Regions from separate parts of the Homo sapiens genome. Here region 2 is linked to region 1. Evidence: read pairs that join two places in POLR2A ChIA-PET (ENCODE). Cell type or tissue: MCF 10A. All regions are shown on one strand. Links, peaks and the distances in the headings refer to the core of each region. The heading gives the core; the rest is flanking DNA.

Region 1 (4,397 bases), core at 313-4,312:
AATTCATCTTATTTTAATGTAAGATCTAATTTTTGTCTTTTTACCCAAATGGTTAAACAATTGTCAAAAAGTTAAATGACATTAATGATTTTTTTTCCTTTTGAGATAGGGTCTCACTCTCTCACCCAGACTGGATTCCAATGGCATGATCACAGCTCACTGCAGCCTTGACCTCCCAGACTTAAGTGATCCTCCTGCCTCAGCCTCCCAAGTAGGTGGGACTACGGGTGCACACCACCACCCCTGGCTAATTTTTTTGTTTTTTTGTAGAGACATAGTCTCTACTTTGTTGCCTAGGCTTGTTTCAAACTCCTGGGCTCAAGTAATCCTCTTGCCTCAGACTCCCAAAGTGCTGGGATTACAGCATGAGCCACCACGCTTGACCACAATAATGATTTTTGAACAAGTAGTGATATGCTCAAATGTGCTGGCTAGGAACACAATATGGCTATAGATTTTGGTTAGGTCTAGTCAAAAATTATCAGTTTTATTTTCTAATAGATGGATATCTTTTTTTTTTTTTTTTTTTTTTTGAGTTAGAGTCTCACTCTGTCGCCCAGGCTGGAGTGCAGTGGCACGATCTTAGCTCACTGCAACATCCACCTCCCAGGTTCAAGGTACTCTCCTGTCTCAGCCTCCCAAATAGCTGGGATTACAGGCACATGCCACCATGCCTGGCTGATTTTTTGTGTTTTAGTAGAGACAGAGTTTCACCATGTTGCCCAGGCTGGTCTCGAACTCCTGAGCTTAGGCAGTCCACCCGCCTTGGCCTCCCAAAGTGCTAGGATTACAGGTGTGAGCCACTGCCGTCGGCTAATAGTTGTATATCTTAAATTTGCATTGAAAGGAATGTGAATGTCAAAACTAAATTTCAATTTTATGTTTCCTTAAATTTCTAATAAGTATCTACATGTTTTTGGGATCAGCCATATAATTTACTAAGCTAAAATTAAATAAATTTTTTAAGGATAGACAATGGTTATAATTCTTTGATGAAAGTCTGTATGAATCTGGGCAAGTTACTTAATTTGTTTAACATTCAGCTTTTTTATTTGTAATTGGGTATAATAGTGCCTTCTCATAGGATCATTGTAAGGATTTCTTTTACTCTTTCTTTCAGAATTTTGAAGATCAAGTGTAATTATAGCCCAGATTCTGTTGCATCTGTGGTTATTCTAGATCTCTAGGGTTACTGGAGTAAATTATTCGTTATACCTCTTCCAGTCCTGATTTAGATTTCCAGGATTTGTCTAGAACATTTTTTTGCCTTCTGGAATTAGCTTACATGACAAATCTGTATGTTTTCTGTTGCTTTTCTTAAGCTACACTTTTGTGTATGTGCTGAAATCTTTATAGATAGTTTAGGGGTTTGTAGGTGGGTGATTAGTAAGTTTTTTCTTTTTTTTGCAATTTTGATATGCTGATATATTTTTGTATGTTTTTGTAGTTTAGATCCTATCTCTTAAAGCTAGAGGGACAGGAATAAGTCTACTTAAAGAGCAACATTTTGAGGATATCTTATGGATAAGAAACTCTGCTTCTGACTTGCTTATTTTGGCCACTGGCATTTTTAAATGTTTTCTTGTAAGCACAGTACTTGAGAGTGTTATCATAAAAGTATTGTTGTTCATGTCTTCTTGGTCAGAGACAGTCTTATATGTGAAACCACAGTAAATAACATAAAACAATATGTTGTTTTGTGTCAGATTGAAGAGCATTAGCAGGTCACAGAAGAAGAGGCTCAGTGAGGACAGGAGTGGTCCTTAAGGAATGTGTTTCATTTATGTGGAAAGAACATACTGATTGTTGAAACAGCATGACTCAAGATGTGGCAACCAGAACTAGGTGTTGTTGGCACGATTTGGATTGAAGGGTTTGTTTGGGATGTGGCGGGAAATACAGTACCTTTGATGAGGTGGGACTAAATATTCAGCCCTTAGAAATGAAGCAGGGGAAATTAGAATTGAAATGATAGTACATATTGTTATTCACTAACTTAGCGTGTCACTCTGTTTCCTTTCTTCAAGAGATCCAAAAGGTGACAGATAGAACTCATTGCCAAAAGGTTTTTAAAGATAACCACTTTGAAGGTTTGGACTTAAGGGAACAGGCAGTACTAATTGAAGCCATCTGTGCTGCACTTGTTTATCTAAACAGTTTGGACAGCTGAACTGGCTGTAGGAATGAAGTCAACAAACCTAGCCACCTCATCTGCTTCATTCCAATATGGCCTAACAGATATAGCTATAAGGATGAATAGGGTCATTGATACTACTTCTAACTCTGAGCGGTATTTGAAATAATAGATAATAGTGGGTTTTCCTCCTCAGTTGTGGTACTCTTGAATGGAGTATGGCAACCTTTGACTTAATAATCACTGGACCTGTATTTCATGTCTTGTGTGATGCTGTAAATTATATGATCCCCTTAGTAACAACCAAATTTTGTATTTATAACTACTTAACTACTATAACTAAGTAGATTAGAAATCCTGGCAAGACTTTTGAGTCCCAGAGTAGTAGTGATTTATCTGAGTCAGTATCCTAGATATGTCATTTATAATTCTGGCTTGCCCACAGTTCCTTTGGAGGAAATCTGCTTTTTCTACAGTACATTGCAGAAGAACAGACCTCAATAGCTATTTTTTTAACCATATAAAACTGTATTGCAGTGGATTGGTCCAGCAGTGGGCATTTGACCTAAGGGTTGCTAATCCATCAACCACCTGGGAAAATTTATATAGTCAGTTATAGAAAACATGGAGTTAATTTACCATTGAACCATGGGAGCTGAAGCTGCAAAGATGTGTTGGTGTAGAGTCCTGTAAAACTAAAGTTTAAGGGAATGGAAAGTAGATGTAAGCAGAAGCTATGAATTACAGAAATGATAAAGGAGATGAGGAAGCCATTTGGTAACTATAAAAGAGTAGGGCATGTGTGCTGAGAGAAGTGCAAAATTCTGAGAGAAACCATGTGGTTTGAGAGAGAGGTATGGAACATGAGAGTGAAGATTCTAGTTTCTGGCACTGTAGATACTGTTCTTCCTTTAGTACTTCTGTGGCTCCTGCCCTTCTTGAGACTGCATTCATTCCTCCCCACCCCCAGGAAAGATTGTAGGCTTTGGTGTCAGACATTTGACATTAGAATTCTGGCTTTTTTACCAGCCCCTGCAACCTTGGGCAAATCGCTTAAACTCTCTGTCTCATTTCTCATCTGTAAAATGAGCATCATAACAATACTTCTCACTGGGTTGATGTGAGGATTAAGTGAGAATGACACATGGAAAGCTTAGAACAATGCTAAGCGTATAACAGATGTTCAATAAATAGTATCATATATGTAATGATATTTGAGGTAATTTGATTTTTTTGCAACTAAGAGTCTAACTATAGTTAATCTCCTTACTGATTCACTTGGAGCAGAGTAACCTTGTGTGGGAGCTGTGTAAACAAGATAAGGTATAGGGAGTTAGAAAATATTGTCTTATACAGTGTGAATAATAATACACTGAGCATTTAATAGATGCTTGGTGTTCTAAGCATTTTACCTGTATTAACTCATTGGATGTTTCTGTTACTTTCATTGTAAAGATATAGAAACTGAGGCACAGAGAGGCTAACCAACTTGCCCAAGGTTATACAATATGTAACGGGCAGAAATAGAATTCAAACCCAGGTGGTCCAGTTACAGAGTTTTAATTTTTAAATATCTAATTCCTTTTCAATTCTTTCTTTTTAAATGAAGCTAAGGAGGAGGTCTCAGTTTGTTGTTACTGTTTCTTTTATGTTTTTCTAGTACTTGCTTCTCTCCCATTTTGACAAAGACATAGTATACCTCAGGTCTAGAAACAAGATGTGATTCTTGGTAAAGTTCCTGTACTGTACATGAAGTGGTATATCACCTGAAGGAAGACCATGGTAAGTTAAAGTTAAATACTATAAATCCTAACACAATCCTGTGAAACAATGAGTTGTAGCTAAGAAGCCAACAAAGGAGATAAAATGGAATTAGAAACTATACTTACTTATTCAGAAGAAAGCATAAAAAGAGAAAAAAAAGGGACAAATGTAAAGCAAATAGCAAAATATAATAGACTTAAACCTAACCATATCAATAATCACATAAAATCTAGAAGACCTAAACACATTTAAGAAGCAGAAATGGGCTGGGCATGGTGGCTCACGCCTGTAATCCCAGCACTTTGGGAGGCCGAGGCGGGAGGATCATGAGGTCAGGAGATCGAGACCATCCTGGCCAACATGTTGAGACCCTGTCTCTACCAAAAATACAAAAATTAGCCGGGCATGGTGACGCACGCCTGTAGTCCCAGCTACTCAGGAGGCTGAGGCAGGAGAATTGCTTGAACCTGGGAGGCAGAGGTGGCAGTGAGCTGAGATC
Region 2 (4,397 bases), core at 210-4,209, 240 kb before region 1:
AGACACACCCTCAATCTGGGTAGGCAGAATCTAATCAGCTGCCATCGCGGCCAGAATAAAAGCAGGCAGAAGAACACGGAAAAACTAGACTGGCTTGGCCTCAACATACATCGTTCTCCCGTGCTCGATGCTTCCTGCCCTTGAACATCGGACTCCGAGTTCTTCAGCTTTGGGATTTGGACTGGCCTCCTTTTTCCTCAGCTTGCAGATGGCCTATTGTTGGACCTCACCTTGTGATCATGTGAGTCCATACTCCGTAATAAACTCCCCTTTATGCCGGGCGTGGTGGCTCACGCCTGTAATCCCAGCACTTTGGGAGGCCGAGATGGGCGGATCACAGGGTCAGGAGATCGAGACCATCCTGGCTAACACAGTGAAACCCCGTCTCTACTAAAAATACAAAAAATTAGCCGGGTGTGGTGGTGGGCGCCTGTAGTTCCAGCTACTCAGGAGGCTGAGGCAGGAGAATGGCGTGAACCTGGGAGGCGGAGCTTGCAGTGAGCCGATATCGCGCCTCTGCACTCCAGCCTGGGGGTCAGAGCAAGACTCCGTCTCGAAAATAAATAAATAAATAAATAAATAAAATAAACTCCCCTTTATATATACATCTATCCTGTTAGTTCTGTCCCTCTAGAGAACCCTGACTAATACAGTAGCATTTGCTATTATTATTCTCTTTAGATTGCAGCTTCTACGCAGTGCTCTGCCTGGTACATAGAGACCTTAAATACATGAATGAAGGAGATGGCTTGAACAAGACACAGAGGGCCGATGGTGAAGGCGGGGGAGGACAGCCTTGGCACCCAGTGTGTGAGTTACATTGGTGGCTGTGCCAGGAAATCTAGGCAAGGGTCAAAGGAACCAAGAGTGAGGGAGGAGCAGGCTTCCTAAGTGGCCCAGGAACAAACACTTGGTTTGCATGAGCTACAGGAAGCCAAATGGTTCAGGGAAACTCCCAGCCACTCTTTTCCTATCCCCGAACACGGGAATGCCATTTTTACCCAGGCTTAAAGAACCCTTCTTTATAGACAGACAACTTTCACTTTCCTACAATCCACACCTTTTCTCCCAGAACCACCAGATCTGCATTCCCAATGTGGGAGCTGCGTTTCCCACAGTGCTTTTGCTAAAGTTGTGTGCCGTGGCCGCAGTACCCCTGCCAACCATCGGAGCAGGCACAGTGGAAACAGCCCTGCGGCCAGCTTGAGAGATTTTCTCTGAGCCTTGATTCTTCATCTACAAGATGAGAGTCAACATAGCTATTTGACAATGGCATTACGGTATCATGAGGATTCCTTGTCATGAATATGATGCACTTTACAAATTCCAGTGTGCAGGAAACACTTTCTTTTCTAGAGTGGGTGTCTCATTTTCTACTCCTACCCCAATGTATGATAATCCCAGTTATTCTGCTGCCTTGATAACCAGTAAAGCAACTTAGCTTTCACTCTGAGCGCTCACCCTGCCAAGCAAGGAAGAAATTAGAGCCCCTCTTTTTTCAGGGCTGTTCCCCCAACACACACTCTCTTGCACACATACTCACAGGCTGTAGAGAAAGAACAAGAGACTGGGTCTTGCCTTGGGCCTGTCTGCACTGCTCACCACTGAGACACCCGTTTCCAGTCCTTAGGGTGACTTGAGGTCAGCCAGCTCTGCCATGGATGAGCCACCCCAGTGACGGAGGATGTTCTGAGAATCTGGGACCCCCACATGGCTGCTCCTCTCTGAGGTCCTACTCCCGCCTAGGGCTCTGGGAAAAAAACACAAATTACTACCTAACAAGCTTATCCTGCCTCGTGTCTATAAAGCACTCAACCTCATCCCAGACCCATAGAAGAGGCTCAGCTAGACTTCCTTCCATTTCTTCAGAGAAAGGAAGGTTTTCTCCTCTCCCTGTGGGAGGCGCTGTGAACTGGAGACCAGGGCTGTGCTCTGAGGGCAGTACGGGGACAGCACCTGTGTCCTCCGAAGGCTCCATCAGCTGCGTGGGTTCAGATCATCCTCAAGGACCGCAGGACCTCAAGCTCGGCTGCACTTTGTTCATTTTGTGGACACTGGAGAGCCACAGGCCATGTCCCATTGGATGGAGGGGCAGCTCTTAGGAACACCTGCCCACCCTGAAAGGTAGGGTGTCTGCGGTGAGGAGCTTGTTCCCTTTATTCCTGCTCCCTGCTCTGAACTGTTTATTCGGCTTGTAACCTAAATCTGTTTCCACATCCTCTGTTATAAGTGTGGGTTGCCATGCCTGGCAAGGAGGGGCAGTCGGTATATGTTGACTGAATGAGTGGTTGGATAAAAATGATTTCCTGCTGATGATTGTGTGGGTTTGGACATGACCTGTGAAGTCGCCTGTGCCTCGTGGGGCCATTTCTGCCCAAGGGAAAAGTTCTGCTCTAAATCCCTATGCAGGCAGGGAAAGCAGGGGAGCAGCTGGGGCAGGTCACTGGGGTACTTCTGGAACACTTGGATCCCTTGGCGAGAGCCTCTGTTCTTGGGCGCCCCCTAGGGGCAAACACTCAGTACTGGGCAGCCAGACCGGCTTCCTTCAACCTGAAGAGCCCTTTTTGCTGGTGGGGGAGAGGAAGGGTGAACCCTTGCATTCTAAGCTACTGCTGCTTGTATCTTTCATTTATTCCACCCCCTTCCCCCTGTTTAAGTGCTGCTTTAATAGCTAGTCTTAAATAGAAACAATTCTACTTGATTCCTTTACAACTAAATATTGAGTTAATACTAGGTACCTAATTTGACTATTTTTCTTCCCATTAACCTAATATGTATATTATCTCTGATTTTGATCCTCTTACCTTTCAAATTACTAAATTCCTTTTGTTTTATATAACTGTTTTGGTCTTTTCTGTTCTGCTTCATATAATTTTCTTCAGCAAGTATTTCATACCAATAGCTTGGTTAGATACATGATTAATTTCCTCTTAATATTTTATTTATTTCAAGTATTCATGGAAGGGGGAAGGAGGGAGTGGGTTGGGTACACACCACATGTGATGGGTGCCTCTGAAAAAGCTGGCTTCAGGGACAGTGCAGGGACCGCCACAGGAGCACCTGTCCCTAAAGCCTCCTCCACCCCCCAACTCCCACCCCAACATACTTCTGAACTGGGTCCAGAGCCCTGGGGGTGGGAGTGGAGCCATTAAAAAAGGGAAGCACTGGTGTCTCTGCTAAGTGGAGCATCCTACCCTGCGAGATCCTGGGACAGGAGTAAGGACTGGAGGGTATCGTCCCCAAGAACTAGAGGCCTTTGGGGGCACTTAGGGTTCACAAGGAGCATGTGTCACACCCTTCGCATGCTTTGCCTTATTTAATTCTTAGAAATAAAATGTTAAAACCCTATGAGGTAGGTACTGTATAATATCCGATTTTACAAATGAGGAAACAAGTTCAGAGAGGTTAAGAAACCTGCCCAAGGCCATGTAACTGGTATGGCAAGGACCTGGAGTTTAGAGCAGGGCTGTGTGATATTACAGCCCAGGCTCATTTCCCAAGGCTGCTATTCCAGGACCCGCCTCAGGCCAACTGAGTTATCGGGGGAAAGGATGGAGTCCCTCCATCCACACTATGCAGATGACCCTCCTGCATCGGGGCATGGCCTGGGAAAGCAGGGATCATGTCTATTTACTCATTTTTTTAAACCACAATTTTACAAATGTCAAGTGGGAAATGCTGTCACGGGGTGCAGTGGTCAACACAGTCCACCCCTCTACTCCCCAAGCAAGGAAGGTGGAGGGTGTATGCCCCTCGGGGAAGAGTCTGGGGTGCAGGTCAAATGTGCTGGCTGTGTAGCCATGGCTCCCCCATTTAGCTGTGACTTCAGAAAAGTTAACTTCTGAGTTAAACAGTTTCCTCACCTGCAAAATGGGAATAGCAGCAGTGTTTATTTCTTAGGGTAGTCATGTGGGCTAAATAAACACACACAAGGCCGGGTGTGGTGGCTCACGCCTGTAATCTCAGCACTTTGGGAGGCCGAGGTAGGCAGATTGCCTGAGCTCAGGAGTTCGAGACCAGCCTAGGCAACACGGTGAAACCCCGTCTCTACTAAAATACAAAAAACTAGCCAGGCATAGCGGCGTACACCTGTAGTCCCAGCTAGTCGGGAGGCTGGGGCAGGAGAATTGCTTGAACCCAGGAGGCAGAGGCTGCAGTGAGCTGAAATCATGTCACCACACTCCACCTGGGCGACAGAGCGAGACTCCGTCTCCAAGAAACACGCACATACACACACACAGGCACGCACACACACAAAAAAAATGCTTGCTCAAGCCACTACCTGGTTTGTGACAGTGGTTCCCTGTATCCCAGCAGGCAAACCATTGACTCTAAGGACCCACAAGGAAGAAGACTGGCAGGGCCACTGAAACACATTGAAACAGAGGATGCAGGCC

The links. ChIA-PET counts read pairs that join two places held together with the same protein. Peaks named below come from ENCODE experiments on the same cell type or tissue, not always from the same donor. Only the 100,000 strongest peaks of a DNase experiment are listed, where the experiment ranks them.
Region 2: POLR2A ChIA-PET joins it to region 1 with 5 read pairs; 4 of 35 experiments call an interaction of 5 or more read pairs at or near these places.

Annotation. Positions count from the first base shown.
Region 1 is chr1:178,737,694-178,742,090 of GRCh38, forward strand. The region is part of intron 1 of RALGPS2 (Ral GEF with PH domain and SH3 binding motif 2); the gene reads left to right. Among named protein-coding and RNA genes, the nearest start is that of RALGPS2-AS1, 14 kb to the left of the region's middle. In MCF 10A, for the core only: no CTCF peak of the experiment used is centred there; a DNase peak (open chromatin) is centred at 1,828.
Region 2 is chr1:178,499,425-178,503,821 of GRCh38, forward strand. It overlaps LOC101928866 (a long non-coding RNA gene), which reads right to left. Exons shown (of 6, transcript XR_001738307.2): 6 at 2,034-2,117. It also overlaps a transcript of CLEC20A not described here. Among named protein-coding and RNA genes, the nearest start is that of CLEC20A, 4.7 kb to the left of the region's middle. RefSeq lists a silencer at 2,223-2,667. In MCF 10A, for the core only: CTCF peaks have their summits at 1,133, 1,365 and 2,506 (motif pointing left); a DNase peak (open chromatin) is centred at 2,507.